Regions from separate parts of the Homo sapiens genome. Here all the other regions are linked to region 1. The links are chromatin loops, found by intact Hi-C in ENCODE. Cell type or tissue: heart left ventricle. All regions are shown on one strand.

Region 1 (8,000 bases):
AGGTTGGAGGACTTACACAACCTGACTTCAAGACTTACTATAAAGTTACAGTATTTGTGACAGTTTGGTACTGGCATAAGGATTGGTAAATATATGAATGAAACACAATGGAAAGTCCAGAAATAGACCTCTATTTATTCAATCATTTGAGACTTAACAAAGACACTGAAGCAATCCAATAGGGAGAGGCAAGTCTTTTCAACAAATGGTGCTGGAACAACTGGATATCCATAATGAAAAAAAGGAACCTCAACTCCCATGTCATACCACACACAAAAATTAATTTGAGATAGACCTAGAAGTAAAAGCTAAAACATTAATGCTTTCAGAAAATAGAGGAAAATAACTTTGTAGCTTGCGTAGACAAAAATGCCTTAGCACACAGAAAGCAACAGTCATAAAAGGAAACACTGACAAAGTAGACTTCCTCAAAGTTATAAACTGCTGTTCACCAAAAGATTCATTCATTCATTCATTAGAAAATGAACAGGGAAGCCACAGACAGGCAGAGAATATTTGTAAAACATTTATCTGACAAAAGCCTGGTATACAGGATACAGAAAGAAATCCTATAACTTAATCACAGTACAACCTACTTTAAAAAAAGTGGACAAGAGATCTGAATAGACACTTCTCAAATGGAAATATGAGTGGCCAATAAGCACATGAAAGCAATCATGTGCTTAATATCAGTAGTTACTAGGGAAATCTAAATTAAAACAACATTGAGTTACCTCAACACTCCCCACCAGAATGGCTAAAATTTTAAAGCCTGACAACACCAAGTGTTAGCAATGATGTGGAGCAACCAGAACTCAAATTCACACACGTTGTTGGGGGAGTGTAAAATGGCACACCACTTTGGAAAAAGGCCTCACAATTCCTTATAAACCAAATATATGCCTGCCTTATGATCCATCAATTCCAATCCTAGGTAATGACCCAAGTGAAATAAAAATTTATGTTCCCACAAAAACCTGTATGAAAATGTTTAAAGCAGCTTTATTCATAATCACCAAAACCTAGAAGCAATCCAAATGTCCTTTGACTGGTGAACAGCTAAACAAAACTGGTATATTCACAAAATGGAAGACTACTCAGCCTTAAAAAGAAGTGAACTACTGCTATATGCAACAACATAAATGAATCTCAAAAACATCATGGTTAATGGAAGTCACACATGATTCCATCTGTTTGAGGATCAAGAGGCAAAACTAATCTATGGTGGAAAAGAATTGGAACAGGGTGTTGCCTCTGGGGACAGGATGATAGTGGCAATTTGTAGGTGTGTGCATTAATCAAAACTCACCAAATAGTATATTTGAGATTTGTGCACTTCATTATATATAAATTAGACCTCAAAAGGCAAAAAAAAGGTACAAAAACATTGAATTCATAGGGTTAAGTATATTTTGAAAAACATCAAAAAGTAAAAGGTATAGAAGGATGAATAGATAGGTACTTGATAAAAGAAATGTAGGAAATGTTAATTGTACAATCCAGTTAATGGTCATATGATAGTTCACTGTAAAATTATTATTATTATTTTTTAAGACAGTCTTGCTCTGTTGCCCAGGCTGGAGTGCAATGGTGTGATCTTGGCCCACTGTAACCTCTACCTCCCGGGTTCAAACGATTCTCCTGCCTCGGCCTCCTAAGTAGTTGAGACTACAGGTGCGTGCCACCATCCCTGGCTAATTTTTGTATTTTTAGTAGAGACGAGGTTTTGCCATGTTGGCCAGGCTGTTCTCTAACTCCTGGCCTCAAGTGATCCTCCTGCCTCAGCCTCTCAAAGGGCTGGGATTACAGGCATGAGCCACCATGCCCGGCTAGTTCACTGTAAAATTCTTTCAACATTCCTTTATGTTTGAAAATATTTATAAACAATAAATATAATAAAGAATAAAATGTTGAAAAAAATAGGCTGGGCACAGTGGCTTACACCTGTAATCCCAACACTTTGGGAGGCCAAGGTGGGAGGATCACTTGAGACCAGCAGTTCGAGAACAGCCTGAGCAATATAGTGAGACTGCCCCTACAAAAAATAAAAAAATTGGCCAGGTGTGGTGGCTCACGCCTGTAATCCCAGCACTTTGGAAGCCAAGGTGGGTGGATCATGAGGTCAAGAGATCGAGACCATCCTGGCCAACATGGTGAAACCTCGTCTCTACTAAAAATGCAAAAATTAGCTGGGCGTGGTGGTGGGCGCCTGTAGTCCCAGCTACTCAGGAGGCTGAGGCAGGAGAATCACTTGAACCCGGGAGGTGGAGGTTGCAGTGAGCCAAGATTGCACCACTGCACTCCAGCCTGGTGACAGAGTGAGTCTCCATCTCAAAAAAAAAAATTAAAAAAAAAAAAAAAATTAGCTAGGCCTGGCGTCACACACTTGTGGTCCCAGCTTCTTGGGAGGCTGAGCTGGGGGGGATGGCTTGAGTCCAGGAGTTCAAAGCTGCAGTGAACAGTGATCACACCACTGCACTCCAGCCTTGGACAACGAAGCAAGACCCTGTCTTGAAACAAACAGAAAATGTTGGAAAAAATAAAGATTCCTATGTATTTTTGATAGTCGCTTTTTCCCAGGACTGTTACTAAATAGCAAGTTGCATCAGCTCTGGGCCACCTCAGGGTACATGATAGGGGTGCACAGTGGTGTAGACAGTGCAAACCAGCTATCCACTTCATCAGAACCTTTTTTTCTTTGATGGTATTTGAAAGCTTTATTCCATCGCTGGAACAGGTTGAGAAATTATGTAAATTCCTCTTTCTAGAAGAAACTGTTTTGGAGTCATACTTAAGTCCATCATTCATTCATTCATTCATTCATTCATTTTATTTTTCGTTGAGATAGGGTTTCACTATGTTGCTCCGGCTGGTCTCGAACTCCTGGCCTCAAGAGATCCTCAGCCTCCCAAAGTCCTGGGATTACAGGCGTGAACCACCATGCCAGGCCCCTAAATCCACCTTTTAAAATAAGCTTATGCTGTCACTTCCATGACAACTGTTCAGTTTGTTTTGGAAAGATAAAAATCCCCCACAGTGTGGAAGACCCCACCTGTGGACACAGGCAAAGGCCCCTCAGGGTGGGGTGCAGCTTACCGGGTACCCAAGCCGCTCAGGCCTATGGCAGATCCCCTGTCTGCCTGCTTTGCTTAGAGTAAACAGATGTGGGGCCTTGCTAAGTGTTTAAGTATGGCTCCAAAGCAATTTCTTCTAGAAAGCCATCCTCTGTGATCCCTGGGAATGGGCACACGGCAACCTTCACAGTTGCAGGTCCTTCCAGAGGGAAGCTTCATGCCCCAAAGAAGGAAGTGCCTTTTGCACATTTGCTAGCATCTGTGGCCAGGGGAGAAGAGCCAGCCCTGACATGCATATCCCAGTGGAGCAAAGCACCCACCCTCTGCAGCTCGTCAGAATACATTTAACTCCCATTTTCAAAGCTGAAACTATGCCTGACCACCTAGAAGCCACCAGCTGGTGAAGCATGGAGATAGAAATGTTTCACATTATCCAACAGGTTCAGCCTGGGTCAGGGCCAGACAGCACCCTGCTACACAACCATGGCCACACATCTGTCTACTCTGGAAGTAAGCTTGATTTCCAAGGCTCTCTCACCTAAAGTAAGATATTCTATAAAATATAGATTTCAGTTTTCTTTAGAAGAATTACTAGAGTTACCCTATAAAAGAAATGGACAGACAAAAAGGGAGTAGCTTCCTCCACACTGCTGAATTTTGCCCCAAGCAATCTAAGCAGACAGTAGGAAGGTGTTTTCTTTTGTGGCATGGCTGGCTTGTTCCATCTTTGTCCTAGATGCTGGGCCTGTGCCATTTAAACACTTTGCGGCACAGCTTGGCATGTCCGTACCTTCTTATATCCACAAAGAAACTGCAAATTCCTTAGATTTTGAAGTGATATGTGGTTGTGTAGCCACAGCAACATTGAGCACATGGCATTGCTCACTAAAGACTTGACTGCCACCAGAACTGGCTCAGCAGCCAGGACTCACACAGCTTTGCAAGTGACAGGATGTGTGCAGGCCCCAGGGGGTCATTTCACAGGAGAGAGGAGAGGGGAGAGAGTGCAGATCACTACTACCTCACTGGCCATGTAGGTGTAGAGAACTTTGCCTTTGATGACAAACCAGAGCTTCTTCCAGTGCCGCTTGCCCCTCTTACACCGGCTGAGATAGCCACTGATGGCAGAGCCCTCTCCAGAGGCAGCCACCTGGCAGGAGGGAAGCAGAGCGGTCAGCCCACCCCGGTGGTCAGGCACAGTTCAAACAGAGCACAATTCAAAATGACACTGCAAACCATTTGGCTGACTACTTATACTGCTTTGACACTGGATAAGGTCTCAGGATCTATCCAGTACCAAAGTCAGCAAGATAGTGCTTCATGCTTTGAGAAACAGGATTTAATGAATGGACCCAGCTGACTTTGGGAATGCTGATGCTGCCCTCTAGTGGTTTTTCAGATTCTTGGTTCCCTCTCAACCTAAGCCCCTCAACTCAAGAAACTTCGTTCAGGTACTTCGGCGAAAGGTTCTTCCTTCTAAAATTAACTCTTGCACTTTCAACTTATCTCTTCCTCACATTTAGGGAGGGATCCTCTTTGTACTGTTGCCTAAAAGGTATTATAGTCTCCTGCCTAGTGGGGTGTGTGCAGCGTTAAGTCCTTTTATTATTATTACTACTCTTTGTGGTGGCGGGGGGTAGTAGTATTCTGTCCACAGGCTTTATGTGGTGAGGAACGCAGGCTTGGAGTTAATACCAACCTGGATTTCCCATTCAGGCTCTACCAATTACTAGGTGGTTAATGATGAGCAATTTGCTGACTTCTTCTAAGTCTCAATTTCCTTACTAGTAAAAGAGGAATGCAATGTAAAAAATGTGAGGTTTATACATATATGTGATTATGAAATGATCTCTAAGACAAATTAAGTGGAGAAAACAGAAGAGATTCTGTATAATATGTTGTCTTCTGGGTAGAAAAAGAAGATCTATGAATGTACATCTGTATTATGTATGTGCATGAAAATTTCCACAAGGTTCCATAAGAAACTTGATGGCAGTGGGATTGAGGGAGGCTGGGAAGGATGAGAAACTCACTTTTCATCATATGTGCTGTTTTGTACTTTTTTGGGAAAAATGTTTAACCATGTATGTGTTTTTTTTTTTTTTTTTTTTTTTTTTTTGAGACAGAGTCTTGCTGTGTCGCCAGGCTGGTGTGCAGTGGCGCCATCTCAGCTCACTGCAACCTTCACCTCCCTGAGGTTCAAGCGATTCTCCTGCCTCAGCCTCCCGAGTAGCTGGGACTACAGCTGCATGACACCACACCCGGCTGATTTTTGTATTTTTAGTAGAGATGGGGTTTCACTGTGTTAGCCAAGATGGTCTGGATCTCCCGACCTCGTGATCTGCCCACCTCAGCCTCCCAAAGTGCTGGGATTACAGGCGTGAGCCACCGCGCCCGGCCGTATGTGTGATTTCCAAGATTTTTAATTTGCAAAAGGAACAAGTTAATGGATAAAACTGTACCTATTTAAATTTTCCATTCCCTAACACTTTTTTAAACCCTTGCTACCTGCTACTTGATATTAATGGACTAACTTGGAAGCAGCTGATCACACTTGTGGACTCCTTGTGTATTCACAGACATACATTGGTCTGTGGTTGTGAATGGAAATACAGACATACAATCTGGTCCTATTTGTGGGATACAATTGAGTTTAGCCAGTTCTGAAGTTTCCTGCGGAGCCCATGGCCTCCAGGGACGTCAACACCTGAGCCGGGTTGGGACCCCTAGGATGAGGGGATGACATGGAAGGACCAACACAGGAATTTGGCTCCTTTAGAATGAAGAGCCCCCGTGATCTGTGCAGTCTGCTTGGGTACTAGATCTAAGCTATGGGGCAGGAGAAAAAGGAGAGAAAAGAAAGAGGAGGAGGGGAGAGGTAGAGAGAAGGATGGGAAAGATGTCGCCTAGCACCATCACTGTCAAGTCGGTCCTCGTAGCTGGGATGCTTCCATTAGGAATGCTCTGTCTGGAAGAGACTGGTCAGGCTGGGACAGGGCAGGGTCTGACTCCGTCTACCCAGGATGACCATGAACCTTCCAAATGCCCTACTTCCCACTTGGGTAGCCCTGCCTGCTTTACCTCTGTCAGGGCTGAAGGGACTTTCTTCTGCTTCTTGAAGGTCGAGGGGTTAATGCTCTGGAAGACGGATGAAAAGGCACTGCCCGAGAAGCGGGGTGAAGACAGCGGGAAGCTCATGCTCACAGGCCGCTCTGTAACTGAAAGAAGCCACATGGAAGGGAGGTGAGAGGCGTGCCTGCGGCTTGTCTTTGGAACACTGATTCCTGTAAAATCCCTCTAGGAATGTGAGCCATGGGGGTTAAGTGGGACCTGAAAGTCAAGCACTCTTCCTCCCTCCCTCCTGCAGGAACAGACAAAGGCTATGGGGGCTGGGGAGGGGACGCTTTTCCAGGGCGCTGGACAGCCCTTCACCTCCAGGCCTCCAGGTAGCAGGGACTGGGCTGTCTTCTCTGATGACCTTAGTCCAGCCCCGTGGAGTGGAGGCCAGGGAAAGACTTTAGTTTTAGGCCCAAGATACACCTGCTCTCCTTCCTGGGAACTTGACCCTGCTTGGGCAAGGCCTGTCCCTTCAGCACTGACCAGGTCTCTCAGGGGCCGGCTCAGCTTCCCAAGGCTCCTGTGTGGAACAGCTTCACCCCTCCCTGACCCCAGCTCCTCTGCTGCCACGCTTATATAGTCCTTAGTCCCAGAAAGGCGCTACAGGCACAGGCCTATAGGATACTTGACAAGAGGGCCTCTATGGTAAAGGACACAGGAGCTCCCTGCCTCTGTCCCCTTACACACACACTGATTCCTAAGCTTAGCTACCCACAGAGCTCTTCTTCTGGGGACACCGATCAATTTTCCACAGAATCCACATATTGGAAAATGGTGCCCGAACCTCTGTTTCCTCCCTCCATGGAGTGAATAACTCCCTCCAGGGAAAGCGGTTTCAGGCATGAACCATGGACCACAGAGAAGCCACTGGAGCCTGGGGAGAAGCCACCAGGCCACTTGGAAGAAGGCAAGTGGTCCCCAGGTTACCTCTCATCAGGCCCGGGACAGCCCTGCCCCGCTTCTTCAGCTCCCCGAAGCAGCCGTCGCAGACCTTGGCCATCCTGTCCTTCAGGTACTTCAGCGGGTACTTGTTCCGCGAACAGTTCCGGCACACGATCTGCAGGCCCAGGTGGGAAGATTCTCACCCCTCTCAGTGCATGCAAAGGAGACCTGCACCCCTCCCCTCCGCTCCCTCTGCTAATCCACCCACAACTGCCCCTAGGGAGCCCCAGGTTCTGATCATGGAGCTGTGCGTGTCCCCTACTTTTCCGGCAAGGCTTCATCTTGTTTCTGAGCCAGCGCCTATCTGCTTTTCTGATGAGCCCGCGCCCTTAACCACTACATGATACTTTTTTCTCCAAGCACAATAGCCACGTATGCTACGGTTTTCTGTTGAAAACGTGGTGGTGTGGAAGAGGCCTGGGACTTGGAGCTCTGGTTTGATGATCTATAAAATGGGAATTAGCAATCTGTTCCTCTCGGGTTGGTGTGAACATGCCTCACTCTGGGGCTTACAGTAGCTGCTGGACATCCCTGAGCCCCCGGCTGGGCAGGGACATGCCCTTCCCCCACCCCACCCCCATGCACACACTCACCCCAGATGCAGCGACTCACCTTGCCACAGGCGTGACAGTGATGACGCCGCAGGGTGAGGGAGAAGTCGCAGCCGCAGTTCATGCACATCATGACGTGTGTGACAGGCACCAGGGTGGGGGGCCTCTCCCCAAGGCTAACCCCCAGCCTCTCTCGTATCTGCAGCAACAGAATTGGCTGAGTAATGTGGAATGTGGCCAGGAGACCAGCCAGATGCAGAGCCCAGTGAGCCCTGCCCTGCGTCTCTGTGCAGGGTGTGTGATGTGTGGGTGAGTG
Region 2 (8,000 bases), 480 kb before region 1:
GTGGGATCCTGGGTGATGTAGCAAGACCCCATCTCTATGAAAAAAATAAGAAAATTAGCCAGGTATGGTGGTATATGCCTGTAGTCCCACCTACTTGGGAGACTGAGGTTGAAGGATCCCATGAGCCCAGGAGTTGGAGGCTGTAGCGATGGAGTGAGCCATTATCACACCACTGCACTACAGCATGGGTGCAGAGCGAGACCCCGTGTCCAATTGAAAAAAAAAAAAAAAAAGAGCAAGGAGCAGTGTAGTGTAGTAGGATAAGCCTGTGCTTTTGTTATCAGAAGTCATTTGGAATTTTGGCCTCATTCCTTAACCTGTTTGAACCTCACATTCCTCGTTTTTATAATGGGGATAACTACTAACTTAAAAGTGTTCAGAGGATTAAAGGAAGTACATATATATGGCACGTGAGTATCATTTCCCTCAGTCCTCATTTTTTGAACATAGAAGCTTAACATACATACAGAAAAGTGCACAAATCATAAGTATTTAGCTCACTGACATCACAGAGTGAACATACCTGTATGACGCGTCCAGCATGACTGGCACCCCAGAACCCACGCCACCCCTGTGTCTCGTTCCAGTCACTGTCCCCACAAGGATATCCTCTATTCTGAAGTCTAACACCAGAGAGTAGTTTTTCTTCTATTTTTAAAATTCTCCCCAAAAAAGTTTAAGGACAACTTACAAAAATACAAAAATTACACGATTTTAAGTAGGGAAATTGGGCTAAAGGAAAATAAAAGTTGAGGCCAGGAAAATAATCTTATCCACACAAACTGCATTACAGCAGGTCTTATACACTTAAGGATAAATAACAGATTTTGCTTCCTAGTTGTCAGTGTAAAGAAGGAAACAAGATCAAGTTCAGACTCCATGCGATAAACCTGAGGCAGCTACCCCTAATCTGGAGATCTAAGGAACCTTTCCCTCTAGTTCCCATAAAGAGAACACTACAACATGGCAAACTTAACAGTTTTACCAATAATAAACACAAGTATCAAAGCATTGTTTCTGATAATATAGCTTAACATAGATATAACCCCCAAAGGACTAGTCAAATAAGTGGATGAAGAGGACTGAAAGGGGCTGGTCTAGATGGGTTTAGAATCCCTAGAAGACTAACGGGCTGTTGGTCCTTCGGTCAGTTTTCCATCAATAGTGTTCTCAGTGGAGGGTTTGATGTGAATCTAGGAACCAGGAGGTCTAGGTTATTGTCCCTTAGAAGGGTAGCTATTGGGCAGACCATCCGGCCAAGAGACAAGTAAGAATGACTTCAGAGAAAGCAAAACAGGTTGATGAAGTCGTCTTCCTTTGCCAGTGGTTGGCTGGGCATATACCTGTGAATGGGGCCAACAGTTTCCTCCAAACACAACCTGGAGTTGTCTCTACCCACAGGAGTAATTATGCCCCAAATTCTAACCCCCATAAAGCCAGGCTGCAAAAGTTTTCATTTAGAATATTTAAAGGTGAAGCTGGGCATGGTGGCTCATGCTTGTAATCCCAGCACTTTGGGAGGCTGGGGTGGGCAGATCACATGAGGCCAAAAGTTGGAGACCAGCCTGGCCAACATGTTAAAACCCTGTCTCTGCTAAAAATACAAAAATTAGCTGGGCGTGGTGGTGCATGTCTGTAGTCCACTGTAGTCCCAGCTAATTGAGAGGCCGAGGCTCACTTGAACCCGGGAGGTGGAGGTTGCAGTGAGCCCAGGTTGTGCCACTGCACTCCAGCTTGGGTGACAGAGTAAGAGTCTGTCTCAAAAAATAAACAATAAAAACAATATTTAAAGCTGGTTTAATGACATGCCGACCTCTGACACTGAGCAAGTGGCCTCTCATATATTTAAGATACATTAAGATTAACTGCTGGTCGTGGTGGCTCATGCCTGTAATCCCAGCATTTTGGGAGGTTGAGGCAGGTGGATCATCTGAAGTCAGGAGTTCGAGACTAGCTTGGCCAACATGGCAAAATCTTGTCTCTACTAAAAATACAAAAAATTAGCTAGGCATGGTGCCTTTAGTCTCAGCTACTCGAGAAGCTGAGGCAGGAACCTGGGAGGTGGCGGTTGCAGTGAGCCAAGATCATGCCATTGCACTGTAGCCTGGGCAACAGAGTGAGACTCCATCTCTCTCTCTCTCTCTCTCTCTCTCTCTCTCTCTCTCTATATATATATATATATATATATATATATATATATATATATATAACTGTTTGTTTTTTTTTTTTCATGGCTGGGTCAGGGTTGGAAGTGGGCCCAGGCAGCTGCCAACTTTAAGATATGTTGATTGTAAAATGTACTTCTTGTTAAATTAATGAGGTGACCCAGTCCATCAGTATTTTAACTATGAGCCAGTAGATTGGTTCACAAGCATATTAAAGGCCAAACCTAAAAATGGCTTCAGTCTCATTGCCTCTAGGTTCTTGTGTTCATTCTCGCTGGACACATTTCCATCAGTGCACCCTAAATTAATACAACAGAGGATCAGGTTCTCCCACGTTTGGGTGCTTAGGGACTAGGAAAGCAAGACCATGGTTGGTTTAGTAGCAAACTGTGTGGAATCATATAGACTACAAAGAGTCAACCAATATTGCCTTGTCTTCACAGCCAGAAAACAGTCGCCGGAAACGTAGTGAGTACTGGCTAACAGTACTATAAAAAATAGTATAAATACTATATTATATTAAAATATCCTATATAGTACTATATGTTTCTTTTGAACTTTTCACATATATTAATACATATAGTATAGTGATGTGTGTGTGCGTGTGTATATATATATACACATACACACACACATACTCCATACAATAGTGCTAATACAATTTTATTACAGGATTTGGAATATGAATAAATGGGTTCAAGTGCAGGACTTACCCAGTACAAACTACCAACTTCTTTGAACTTCAGACTCCACATGTCTAAGACTGAGATCTTAGTACCTAGTACCTGGCAGGGCTGCTGCCAGGATTAAGTGAGATCATTCAGATGGGAGTGCTTGGTTTACTATAAAGTACCAGTCAAGTGTTAGTTATTTCTATTATTTTGTATTTCTCCAGAAAGTATATTGTTAGGTCGAAATGGTAGAGCAGCTCATGAACCAAGTCTTTTTCAAGAAGGTTTAATCTTGGGGTCCTTGTAAGGGCTCGGGATTTGAATGTTGTACCACAAGGTGGTGCTAGACATTAGATGTTTTTATTGGCCTTCTACTCCCATCTTAATTAGTTACATAGTGTTCTTTTTTTATTGTTACTGAAGAGCATGGATTATTACAAATGTTTTCTAGATTAACTTAAAAGCTCATAAGATCAATCCCATCTTAGTTATATAGTGTCCATTTTTTAATTGTCATTGAAGAGCATAGAAAATATTTATTACAAATGTGTTTTCTAGATCAACTTATGAGCTCATAAGATCAATTTTGGCCTCACTGGAGATTAGAAAGCAAGGGTGCTTTTACCTAATGTTCAGTCTACTTTCCCTTCTGAAGGTGTTTACTTTCAGTTAAATCTGGGAAGCATTTTAAGGTAATGTCTGTGATGGGCTCGAAAGGCGTCTGCAAGGCCCCCAGGACACTGGGGAGCATAAATACGTGCTGGACACCAATGAAGGGTCCTAATTTTTTTTTCCTGTGAGTAAATACCCCTTTGTACTTTCCTATCCCCAAATGGTTTTGTGGATTTGCTTTTACTGTTGTTTGGAATTAAGGCCAAAGCAGAGAAGGGTCTGCAGCACAGATAATTGTCTGCCTCACGCAGATATTATTTGTAGCTATCTTTGATAGCATTTGGTTCCCTATTTCACAGTTGTCAACTGAGGAAGGGAAAATTGTGAAATGAGTAAACCAAGACTGTTTTGCAGGGCCATGTTCTCTATTGGGGAGCAGACATTTCTCACAAATTTAAGTAAGTTCTGCTACTGAAACCAAATGTTCTATTAAAAAGAAAATTAGTAGGGCACAGTAGCATATGCCTGTAGTCCCAGCTACTTGGGAAGCTGAGGCAGGAGAATCACTTGAGGCCAGGTGTTCAAGGCTACAGTGCACTATGATCTCACCTGTGAATAAACCAGCCACTGCACTCCAGCCTGAGCAACATAGCAGGACCCTGTCTTTAAAATAAATAAATAAAAATTTAAAAATAAGGGCAGGGCAAGGTGGCTTACACCTGTAATCCCAGCACTTTGGGAGGCCGAGGCAGGCGGATCACCTGAAGTCAGGAGTTCGAGACCAGCCTAGCCAACATGGTGAGGCCCTGTCTCTACTTAAAAAAAAAAAAAAAAAAAATTAGCTGGGCATGATGGTGCGCATCTGTAATCCCAGGTACTCGGGAGGCTGAGGCAGATGAATTGCTTGAACCTGGGAGGCAGAGGTTGCAGTGAGCCTAGATCGCATCACTGTACTCCAGCCTGTGTGACAAGAGCAAAACTCCGTCTCAAATAAATAAGTAAAATAAATCAGATGTTTTTCACTTTTCCTTCCTGTCCTCCTCAAATGTGTGGTATTTCATTAAATTGTGTTCAATGGGTACCAGCTGGATGCAGGGCACTCTGGGGTCACTATGGCTGGAGTGCAGGGTAGGGGTGAAGGGATAGTGGGTGTCAGAGGCATTTGAACCAGAGTAACTCCATTTTGAATAGGGGCTGAGTAGAATGAGGCTGAGACCTGCTGGGCTGCATTCCCAGGAGGTTAAGGCATTCTTAGTCATAGGACGAGATAGGAGGTCAGCATAAGATATAGGTCATAAAAACCATGCTTATAAAGCAGGTTGTAATAAAGAAGCCAGCCAAATCCCAGCAAAACCAAGATGGCGACGAGAGTGACCTCTTGTCATCCTCACTGCTACAGTCCACCAGCCCCATCACAGTTTACAAATGCCATGGCAATGTCAGGAAGTTGCCCTTTATGATCTAAAAAGGGGAGGCATGAATAATCCACCCCTTGTTTAGCATATAATCAAGAAATAACCACAAAAATGGGCAACCAGCAGCCCTTGGGGCTACTCTGTTGAGTGACCATTCTTTATTCATTTACTTTCCTATAAATTTGCTTTCACTTTATGGACTCTGAATTATTTATTTTGCTAGATCCAAGAACCCTCTCTTGGGGTCTGGATTGGGATCCCTTCCCAGTAACATGCGCATGTGCTAGAAGGTAGGGAAACAGCTCCAGTCATATGTTCACTCAGCCAGAGTAAGATAAACTAGGAAAACAAATACACTCAGAAAACCAGGAGAAGGAAAAAGAGGAAGAAACGCTGTGGAAATCGTGAGTGCCATAACTGTCACTGTCATTTGGAAAGAATATTTTCACAGTGGAGGCATTATATTCTCTGGTCTGGGGCATGGCCACGGAGATGAGAACATGACACGTAGCTCCTTGGAGCATGTTGCCAAACATGTCTAGATCTATAAGAAAAATATCAGGACTGGCAAAATGAGACAACTCCTGAAAGAAAGAAACTGCTGACAAAATGGGCAAAATGGTCAATTCTAATTAGAAATAATTATAAATTAAATGAGGCCCAGCATGGTGGCTCATACCTATAATCCCAGCACTTTGGGAGGCTGAAGACAAGAAGATCACTTGAGACCAGGAGTTGGGAGACCAATCTGGGATACATAATGAGACCCCTACAAAAAAATTTTAAAAGCCAGTCATGGTGGCATATTCCTGAAGTCCTGGAACCACCTTTGCAAAATGTAACAGTGAGAAAATTACAACAGTGAAATAAATCTGACCTAACAGACTATATCTTGCTTCTAACCTCCAAGCTATCCTTGTTCATTCCTGAACTAACTTTAGGCTGAACTAACTTTGGGAGGAATTTAGTTTATAGTTTAACTTTGAAATGATGATAACAGCTCTTTCCTGAAATAAACCCTCTTCTTGCCTGGTGCCAGAGTGTCTTTTTAGGACGAATAAATTAGCCACAAGATTCGCAATTCCCCAATTACTCCTGCAATAACATCACTATTGTAGAACCTAAGATTGGCCTTTTGAGGTGTCTTTTCAGGTTTTTGCATTTCTTTTTTTTTTTCTTTTTCTTTTTTTTTTTTTTGAGATGGAATCTCACTCTGTTTCCCAGGCTGGAGTACAGTGGCACCCCATCTCGGCTCACTGCAACCTCCGCCTCCTCGGTTCAAGTGATTCTCCTGTCTCAGACTCCCAAGTAGCTGGGATTACAGGTGTGTGCCACCACGCCTGCTTAATTTTTGTATTTTTAGTGGAGAGGGGGTTTCACCATGTTGGCCAGGCCAATCTCAAACTCCTGACCTCAGGTGATCTGCCCGCCTCAGCTTCCCAGAGTGCTGGGATTACTGGTGTAAGCCACCATGCCCGGCCAGGTTTTTGCATTTCTGACGACTGCCACTCAGACCTGCCAGCTGTTCCTGTGGTCCCCACCCAGGAATCACTTCAGCCCAAGAGGATAGCTTCAACTCCATAAGATCTCATCTCTGACCCAACTAATGGGCACTCCCCATTCCCTAGCCCTGCTGCCCACCAAACTATCCTTGAAAAACCCTAGTCTGAATTTTTGGAGAGACTGTTTTGAGTAATAAAACTCTGGTCTCTCATTCAGCCGTGAATGAAAGTCTCTCCCCAGTGCAGTTTCTCTTGTCTTGACAGATTGGCTCTATCTGGGCAGCAAGCAAAATGAACCATTGTGTTACTGGAAAGAGGTCCCGATCTGGCTCTATCTGGGCAGCAAGCAAAATGAACCCATTGTGTTACTGGAAAGGGGTTCCAATCCAGACCCCAAGAGAGGGTTCTTGGACCTTGTGCAAGAAAGAATTCGGGGCGAGTTCATAGAGTAAAGTGAAAGCAAGTTTATTAGAGAAGTAAAGAAACAAAAGAATGGCTGGCTACTCCATAGGCACAGTAGTGGCATGGGCTGCCCCACTGAGTATACTTATAGTTATTTCTTGATCATATGCTAAATAAGGGGTAGGTTATTCATGAACGTTCTGGAAAAGGGGCGGGCAATTCCTAGAACTAAGGGTTTCTCCCCACTTAAGACCATATAGGGTAACTTCTAGGCATTTGTAAACTCATGGCACTGGTGGGCATGTGTTTTACCATGCTAATACATTATAATTAGTGTATTTTGAGCAGTGAGGATGACCAGAGATCACTTTTATTGCCATCTTGGTTTTGGTGGGTTTTGGCTGGCTTCTTTACCGCAACCAGTCTTATTAGCAGGGACTTTGTGACCTGTTTCTTTTTTTTCTTTCTTTCTTTTTTTTTTTTTTTTTTTTTGGCGTGAACATGGCTCACTGTATCCTTCACCTTTGAGGCTTTGTACATAACATTGTAAAACTGGGCCAGACACAATGGCTCATGCCTGTATTCCCAGCACTTTGGGAGGCTGAGATGGGTGGATCAGCTGAGCCCAGGAATTCGAGACCAGGCTGGACAATATGGTGAAACCCCATTTCTACAGAAAATACAAAACTGGGCTGGGCACGGTGGCTCACGCCTGTAATCCCAGCACTTTGGGAGGCCGAGGCGGGCGGATCACAAGGTCAGGAGATCGAGACCATCCTGGCTAACATGGTAAAACCCCATCTCTACTAAAAATATAAAAAATTAGCCAGGCGTGGTGGTGGGCGCCTGTAGTCCCAGCTACTCAGGAGGCTGAGGCAGGAGAATGGCGTGAACCCGGAAGGTGGAGCTTGCAGTGAGCCAAGATTGCGCCACTGCACTCCAGCCTGGGCGACAGAGTGAGACTCCATCTCAAAAAAAAAAAAGAAGAAAATACAAAACTGATCTGGGTGTGGTGGTGTGTGACTGTAGTCCCAGCTATTCAGGAAGCTGAGGTGGGAGGATCACCTGAGCCTGGGTAGGTTGAGGCTGCAGTGAGCTGATATCCAGCCATTGCACTCCATCACTCCAAAACTGTTCACAAGTATAGTTTCAGTTATGTTTAATGATAAATATTATTAAAGGATATGGAGATGCTATATGGGGGAAAAAACTTCACGCACAAGAAGGAAGCAA
Region 3 (8,000 bases), 140 kb before region 1:
GTCTTCCCAACAACCCATTTACACATGCAGAAATGAGTGAGTGGTGAAGTTAAGCTTGCTTAGGGTTGCACTGCTGGGTTTCCAGCCTAGGTCTGTCTGACTGCAAAACCCAAGCTGCCCTAGATTGTGTTGTATGTGGACACCCATGTTTCTAATGTGGAATGGGGTGTTTCATCCCTAGCAAGTGCCTCCTGTGGACTTTTAAGATGAAAAACTTCTGCCTAACTCTTCAGGAAGCCTAGCGTAGTTGTAAAAATACTTCAGAAAGCACTTCTGGTTTTAGCTCAGACACGTAGAGTTTGAAAGTTATCCTATCCTTACCACAAGAAAAAGCTGGGCAAACTCAAAAGCATTGGCCTTTCTTGGTCCCATTAGAGAGCTGAGTGTGCAGGTCAAACTGCCATCCCAAAATCTAGAGAGAGGTGAGTCCAGAGAGTGAGCAAGATCTAATTGCCTGGAGCAGAAGCCACGGGAGCCATAGCTAGTAGGAAAACTTAAATGGTAATTTTGATGAACTGCTGGAGGTTGAGTGTGGACTAGCATGGGAGGGAGCAACTCCCCCTCACCCCCAACGCTTTCCTGGGTTTTACCCTACTTGGTTCTATTGGTGAAGAGCTGAGGAAGACCCTCTGGTGACTCTGGCAGGGGAAAGGGAGAATCATCTTTGTAATCAGAGCCTTCTCCATAATAAAGCTTATTCCCCAGAGGAAAGCACTTTTTCACAGAGCCTTATCCATCTGGAGGAGGGCTGGGTCATGTAAGGGGGTACAAAGGGGAACTAAGAAACACTTGTGGGCCAGTGCGGTGGCTCACGCCTGTAATTCCAGCACTTTGGGAGGCCAAGGTGGGCAGATTGCTTGAGCCCGGGAGTTCAAGACCAGTCTGGGCAATATAGCAAAACCTCATCTTTACAAAAAATACAAAAATTAACCAGGCATTGTGGCACATGCCATAGTCCAAGCTACTCGGGGCTGAGGTGGGAGAATTGCTTGAGCCTGGGAAGTAGAGGCTGCAGTGAGCTGTGATTGCGCCACTGTACTGCGCTCTAGCCTGGGTGATAGAGCAAGACACTGCCTCAAAAAAAAAAAAAAAAAAGAAAAAGAAAAAAAAAGGAAAGAACACTTGTGTAGGTCACAGCCCAAGGACACAAGCCCACTAAAATGCTGAGATTTAATCGTAAGATTATAGAATGCTTCACCTCCCCCATGTTTTTCCACCACATCAACAGGACTCCAGGATAGTAACAGTGAATTATACCTGGAAGAGCTGCAAGACACGGACTCTCTCAGGAGGAATATCGAGGGAAGCCCAAAGGCAAGAGGAGATAAACACAAAGACACTAGAGGAACTGGAAGCCTCTGACACCTACAGCTATGGCAAACATTAAACACAGCTCTCAACTCTGAGCCAGATTAACATAAGTTCTCATTCTAGAGGCTTATTTACCCCAGTTCCTATGGCCCAATAGAGTGGATATTCTACCTTCAACAAAAAAATTATAAGCATGCTAAAAGGCAAGGAAAAAAATAAACCCAACAATCAGATGAAACAAAGCAAACATCAGAATCACACTCAGATATTGGAATTATCAGACAAGAAATTTAAAATGTGGTCTGTTAAGGGGTCTAATGGTAAAAGTAAACAACATACAAGAACAGATGGGTAATGTAAACAGACATAAGAAAACTAAGAATCATGCGAGGTGTGGTGGTTCACACTTGTAATCCCAGCAGTTTGGGAGGCTGAGGCAGGCAGATCACTTGAGGTCAGGAGTTTGAGACCAGCCAGGCCAACAAGGTGAAACCCCATCTCTACTAAAAATACAAAAATTAGACTGGGCACAGTGGCTCATGACTGTAATCACAGCACTTTGGGAGGCCAATGCGGGTGGATCACGAGGTCAGGAGTTCAAGACCAGCCTGGCCAACATGGTGAAACCCTGTCTCTACTAAAAATACAAAAACTAGCTGGGTGTGGTGGTGGGCACCTGTAATCTCAGCCACTTGGGAGGCTGAGGCAGGAGAATCATTTGAACCTGGGAGGCAGAGGTTGCAGTGAGCCAAGATAGTGCCATTGCACTCCAGCCTGGGTGACAGAGCGAGACTTCGTCTCAAAAAAAAAAAAAAAAAAAATTAGCCAGGCATGGTGGTGTGCACCTGTAGTCCCAGCTAAGTGGCAGAGGTGGGAGAATTGCTTGAGCCCAGGAGGTAGAGGTTGCAGTGAGCAGAGATTGCACCAGTGCACTCCAGGCTGGGTGACAGAGACTTTGTCTCAAAACAAACAAACAAACACCCTAAGAATCAAAAGGAAGTGCTAGAAGTTAAAACCTTAAATGAAAAATGCCTTAATGGGCTTATCAGTAGACTGTCCATAACCAAAGATTAAATGAATTTGAAGATAGGTCAACAGAAACTTCCCCACTAAAATGCAAAGAGAACCTCCATCACCCCGCCAGAACATTCGAGAACTATGAGGCAATTCCAGAAGACATAAAATGCATTTAACTTGAATACTAGAAAGAGAAAAGAGTGAAGAATAAATACCTGAACTAATAAATGGCTAAGAACTTTACAAAATTAATGACAGACATGAAATCACAGATCCAGGAGGCTCAGAGGACTCCAAGCAGGACAAATACAAAACATCTACAGATCTGCATTACCTTATTCTAACCCCGTAAACCAAACACCAAGAGAAAATTTGAAAGAAGCTAAAGGAAAAAGCCATCATACCTATAAATGTAATTGCATTTAATTACTTGTTTGAAACCATGCAAGCAAAAAAAGAGTGGAGTGAACTATTTAAATTGTTGAAAGAAAAACACCAGGGCCAGGCGCAGTGGCTCACGCCTGTAATCCCAGCACTTTGGGAAGCTGAGACGGGCGGATCATCTGAGGTCAGGAGTTTGATACCAGCCTGACCAACATGGAGAATCCCCGTCTCTACTGACAATACAAAATTAGCTGGGTGTAGTGGCGCATGCCTGTAAGTCCGGCTACTCGGGAGGCTGAGGCAGGAGAATCACTTGAACCTGGGAGGCGGAGGTTGCGGTGAGCCAAGATAGCACCATTGCACTCCAGAAGGGAGGGAGGGAAAGGAAAAACACTAACCTAGAATTCTAAATCTGGCAAAATCACTCTTCAAAAGAGAAGGAGAAATACCTTTCAGATCAAGAGTACTTCAGAAATGTATCTTTTTTTTTTTTGAGAGGGAGTCTTGCTCTGTCGCCCAGGCTGGAGTGCAGTGGCGCGATCTCGGCTCACTGCAACTTCCCGGGTTCGAGCGATCCTCCCACCTCAGTCTTCTGAGTAGCTGGGACCACAGGTGCTGCCACCACACCAGGCTAATTTTTGTATTTTCAGTAGAGACGGGGTTTCGCCATGTTGGGCAGGCTGGTCTCGAATTCCTGACCTCAAGCGATCCTTCCGCCTCGGCTTCCCCAAAGGCTGGGTTTACAGGCGGGAGCCACCGCGCCTGGCCCTAGAAATACATCTCACCCATAGTTTGTTTACGAAAAAATTGAGGTCCTGAGTTAAGTGGCTGAATTTAGGAAGGAATTGATCCCAAACCATCTTTTTTTCTTTTGCTAAGAAGTTTAAGTCAACGTCAGAAAGTGCAGTTTGAACTCTTCATGATAAAACTGGAGATGTTTGGGGAGAAAAATGGACAATACGTTCAATAGGACGTTATCAGCTGACTTGGTATCCAAACTGAGCTTTCCTGATTATTTCTTATTGCAATGTCTGACTTTTAGCCTATGTAAAAATATTTTCCCGTGGGTGGATGGGGAAATGACTAATTTACAGGACGCGACAACCTAAACCTTCCAAGGGGAAGGCGTCCTAAAGCGAAGCTGCACACACCGGTTCTCGCCGCGCCGGGTCGAAGGCCGCCTACAAGTCCCAGAGTGCTCCGCGGCGTGCGCTGCCCGCCGGGAAGCGTCTCCTGTGCGTCTGCGCGGGAAGTGGAACCTGGCTCTGGGGAGAAGCCGCGTGAGATCCGCGCGGGTGCTAGCTAGTCCTTTCTCGTCGCTGCTCGGCTCGCGGCCCGTGGGGTCGGCCCCGCCACCGTTGCCGCCATGCCCATGAAGGGCCGCTTCCCCATCCGCCGCACCCTGCAATATCTGAGCCAGGGGAACGTGGTGTTCAAGGACTCCGTGAAGGTCATGACAGTGAATTACAACACGCATGGGGAGCTGGGCGAGGGCGCCAGGTCAGTCGCAGCCCCGGCCGCCTGGCGAGCCGTAACCTGCTAGTCGTGCCAGCCTGCTGGTAACGTGAGGTCCCGAGTCGCTCTGGGCGGCCGTTCATCCCCGGGGCGGGCCCCCCAGGTCGGCGCTGTTACCCCCATTTTACAGAGGTCCAGACTGAGGCGGACGGCGGGGCCCCCGCCGGGCCGGCTGCAGTCGTGACGAGGTTTGGGGGGCGGAGGACAAGAACCCCACTCCTGGATCTCCTTCCTCCGGCGCGGTGGGCGAGGCTGACCCGAGGGAGGCCACCAGTTCCCTTGGCCCCTCTGGCCAGCAAGGCAAGCGCTGGGGAGGGGCAGCCGCAGATCCTTTCGGGGTGACGGGGGTGACACCCCAGGACGAATCTGAGGATAAAATGAGAGAAATAACAGCGGCGAACACTGATCATATCTCGCACAGTTCTGAATGCTTCTCGCGCTTTCTTTTTTCTGATGCCTAGAGAAACCCCAGCTTATCCCCACTCTAAGGCTGGGGAAGCGCACAGAGAGGTTAAGTAACTTGCAGCTCCACGAGACACCATGCCAGCCGGTGAGCGGTGAGCCGGGCAGTGTGGCCGCTTCCTTCGGGACTCAAGGTTTGGAAGGAAGTGATTAATTATGTCAGCTGTGCAGCGGCAGACCCTACCCCGACTAGAAGGAACTGTAGGGAACGCCTAGGATGTCTTTCAGCTTGGAGCAGAGTAGGGACTCATTGAATGGCAGTTGGCAAGTGAAAGGTTTGGATTGACCCTGAGGCAGCCCTAAGCAGTGCCTTAGGCTCTGCAGGTATGAAGTCTACATTTATTGAGTACACTCTGAGTGCTAGGCTGTGTGCTGTGTGCTGGGAGTTCAGCAGTGATGGAGGAGGCAGCCTTAGCCCGCAGAAACTTTGGGACTTGGGTGTATGTTGGATCAAAATGAGGCGTGGGGGCGGGGAGCAACTTCTTGTGGGGCATGGTCCCCTTGGTGACGGACCTTCACTGCATGGCCCTTCAAGAGATCCGGAAGCCGCTTCCTAGCCATTTGCTCTGCGCAGGTGAATCTGATAACTTGGACCTGCTTGCCTGGAATCAGCTGGCTTGATGGCTTCCTGGAAGACTTGGTCTTGGTCTTAGGGTGTATGGGCACCCAGATACTCCTTCATAACCTACTGCACAACTGTGCACACCTTTGTCCCCGGGCAACTGCCAGGCAGATAATGGGAAGGGGTGGGGGTCTCGGTGCGGCCCGCAGCGAGCTGGAGAGCACATGCCCTATCCAGAGGGCCCTTCACTGTTTGGCATTGTGGGCTCCGTGGAGAATTTCTCATTTGTCAAGAAGCTGAAATCTAGGTTTTTATGTAAATCTCTGGCTTTTAAATGGCCAGCCAATCAAAATAAGCCTGTGAGCCTCTTACTTACATTCTCAGATATTTTAATGTCCTCTAGGTAAATGGGATACAAACAGCCATTCACTGTTTCTTTGTTCCTGGTGGTAGGGGCTGGCCTGTGCCACCTGTGCCCTCTGTGATCTTGTACCCGTGGGTTGGAGTCTGTCTGCCTTGCTCTGGCTAGCCGCAGTCCTCCCCCAATCCCCAGCCCTTGTTTGTTCATGTGCCCTCAGCCCTTCAGCTGCCCCACTGGGACCTACCTCCATCCCAAGTGCCTGCGACCGGTCCAGCCAGTCTTTGGGTACCTGCTGGGGGCAATGGGAAGGTGCCTTATTTAGTATTTGAGGGCCAAGTCCTTACTCACCTCTGCCAGGTGTTCTACCCTGAACAAGTGGTCCCCAAGCCTCAGGGTGAATTTGATGGTGACAGAACAGTGTGATCGAAGGCCAGACTAATCAGCCCAGTTAGACCTGGGGCAGTTTACTTAACTTCTGACCTTAGTTTCCTTAAATTGTAAAACCCCACCTTCTGGGGTTGGAGAGTCAGGTGCCTAGCAAAGTGTCTGGCATATACAGCAGTTGCTCAACTCAAGGTTCCTGCCATTATTAACTTTCTTTTTTTTTTTTTTTCAATTGATCATTCTTGGGTGTTTCTCGCAGAGGGGGATTTGGCAGGGTCATAGGACAATAGTGGAGGGAAGGTCAGCAGATAAACAAGTGAACAAAGGTCTCTGGTTTTCCTAGGCAGAGTGTTTGTGTCCCTGGGTACTTGAGATTAGGGAGTGGTGATGACTCTTAACGAGCATGCTGCTTTCAAGCATCTGTTTAACAAAGCACATCTTGTACCGCCCTTAATCCATTTAACCCTGAGTGGACACAGCACATGTTTCAGAGAGCACAGGGTTGGGGGTAAGGTCACAGATCAACAGGATCCCAAGGCAGAAGAATTTTTCTTAGTACAGAACAAAATGAAAAGTCTCCCATGTCTACCTCTTTCCACACAGACACGGCAACCATCCGATTTCTCAATCTTTTCCCCACCTTTCCCCCCTTTCTATTCCACAAAACTGCCATTGTCATCATGGCCCGTTCTCAATGAGCTGTTGGGCACACCTCCCAGATGGGGTGGTGGCCGGGCAGAGGGGCTCCTCACTTCCCAGTAGGGGCGGCCGGGCAGAGGCGCCCCTCACCTCCTGGACGGGGCGGCTGGCCGGGCAGGGGGCTGACCCCCCCCACCTCCCTCCCGGATGGGGCGGCTGGCCGGGCGGGGGGCTGACCCCCCACCTCCCTCCCGGACGGGGCGGCCTGGCCGGGCAGAGGGGCTCCTCACTTCCCAGTAGGGGCGGCCCGGGCAGAGGCGCCCCCTCACCTCCTGGACGGGGCGGCTGGCCGGGCGGGGGGCTGACCCCCTGACCTCCCCTCCCGGACCGGGCGGCTGGCCCGGGCCAGAGGGGCTCCTCACTTCGCATTAGGGGCGGCAGGCAGAGGTGCCCCTCACCTCCCAGTACGGGGCGGCTGGCCGGGCGGGGGGCTGACCCGCCGCACTCCCTCCCGGATGGGGCGGCTGGCCGGGCGGCTGAGCCCCCTACCTCCCTCCCAGACGGGGCGGCTGGCCTGGCGGGGGCTGACCCCCAACTCCCTCCCGGACGGGGCGGCTGCCGGGCGGAGACGCTCCTCACTTCCCAGACGGGGCGGCTGCCGGGCGGAGGGGCTCCTCACTTCTCAGACGGGGCGGCTGCCGGGCGGAGGGGCTCCTCACTTCTCAGACAGGGCGGCTGCCGGGCGGAGGGTCTCCTCCCTTCTCAGACGGGGTGGCTGGGCAGAGATGCTCCTCACCTCCCAGACGGGGTCGCGGCCGGGCAGAGGCGCTCCTCACATCCCAGATGGGGCGGCGGGGCAAAGGCGCTCCCCACATCTCAGACGATGGGCGGCCGGGCAGAGACGCTCCTCACTTTCCAGGCTGGGCAGCCAGGCAGAGGGGCTCCTCACATCCCAGATGATGGGCGGCCAGGCAGAGACGCTCCTCACTTCCCAGACGGGGTGGTGGCCGGGCAGAGGCTGCACTCTGGACACTTTGGGAGGCCAAGGCAGGCGGCTGGGAGGTGGAGGCTATAGCGAGCCGAGATCATGCCACTGCACTCCAGCCTGGGCACCATTGAGCACTGAGTGAACCAGACACCGTCTGCAATCCCGGCACCTCTGGAGGCCGAGGCTGGCGGATCACTCGCGGTTAGGAGCTGGAGACCAGCCCGGCCAACACAGCGAAACCCCGTCTCCACCAAAAAAATACGAAAACCAGTCAGGCGTGGCAGCGCGCGCCTGCAATCGCAGGCGCTGGGCAGGCTGAGGCAGGAGAATCAGGCAGGGAGGTTGCAGTGAGCCGAGATGGCAGCAGTACAGTCCAG

Evidence for each region. Hi-C counts contacts between places; a loop is a spot of excess contacts. Peaks named below come from ENCODE experiments on the same cell type or tissue, not always from the same donor. Only the 100,000 strongest peaks of a DNase experiment are listed, where the experiment ranks them.
Region 2: it touches region 1 in a loop (4-fold over the local background); 5 of 110 quality-filtered maps call a loop at or near these places.
Region 3: a loop joins it to region 1, with 2.7 times the contacts of the local background. A loop is called at or near these places in 19 of 110 quality-filtered maps.

The regions. Positions count from the first base shown.
Region 1 is chr3:14,922,294-14,930,293 of GRCh38, reverse strand. It overlaps FGD5 (FYVE, RhoGEF and PH domain containing 5), which reads right to left. Exons shown (of 20, transcript NM_152536.4): 15 at 7,746-7,883; 16 at 7,119-7,248; 17 at 6,156-6,286; 18 at 4,096-4,224. It overlaps LOC105376963 (a long non-coding RNA gene), which reads left to right and starts at 6,232. Exons shown (of 4, transcript XR_007095829.1): 1 at 6,232-6,317; 2 at 6,946-7,993. RefSeq lists silencers at 4,358-4,652, 5,930-6,109 and an enhancer at 6,954-8,000. In heart left ventricle, a CTCF peak has its summit at 4,462 (motif pointing left); no DNase peak of the experiment used is centred here.
Region 2 is chr3:15,400,796-15,408,795 of GRCh38, reverse strand. It overlaps a transcript of METTL6 not described here. Among named protein-coding and RNA genes, the nearest start is that of METTL6, 23 kb to the left of the region's middle. In heart left ventricle, a CTCF peak has its summit at 3,174 (motif pointing right); no DNase peak of the experiment used is centred here.
Region 3 is chr3:15,061,273-15,069,272 of GRCh38, reverse strand. MRPS25 (mitochondrial ribosomal protein S25) reads left to right here and starts at 3,958. Exons shown (of 4, transcript NM_022497.5): 1 at 3,958-4,212. The coding sequence starts at 4,079. RefSeq lists an enhancer at 3,799-3,978. In heart left ventricle, no CTCF peak of the experiment used is centred here; DNase peaks (open chromatin) are centred at 3,942 and 4,332; H3K4me3 peaks cover 3,130 bases; H3K27ac peaks cover 1,345 bases.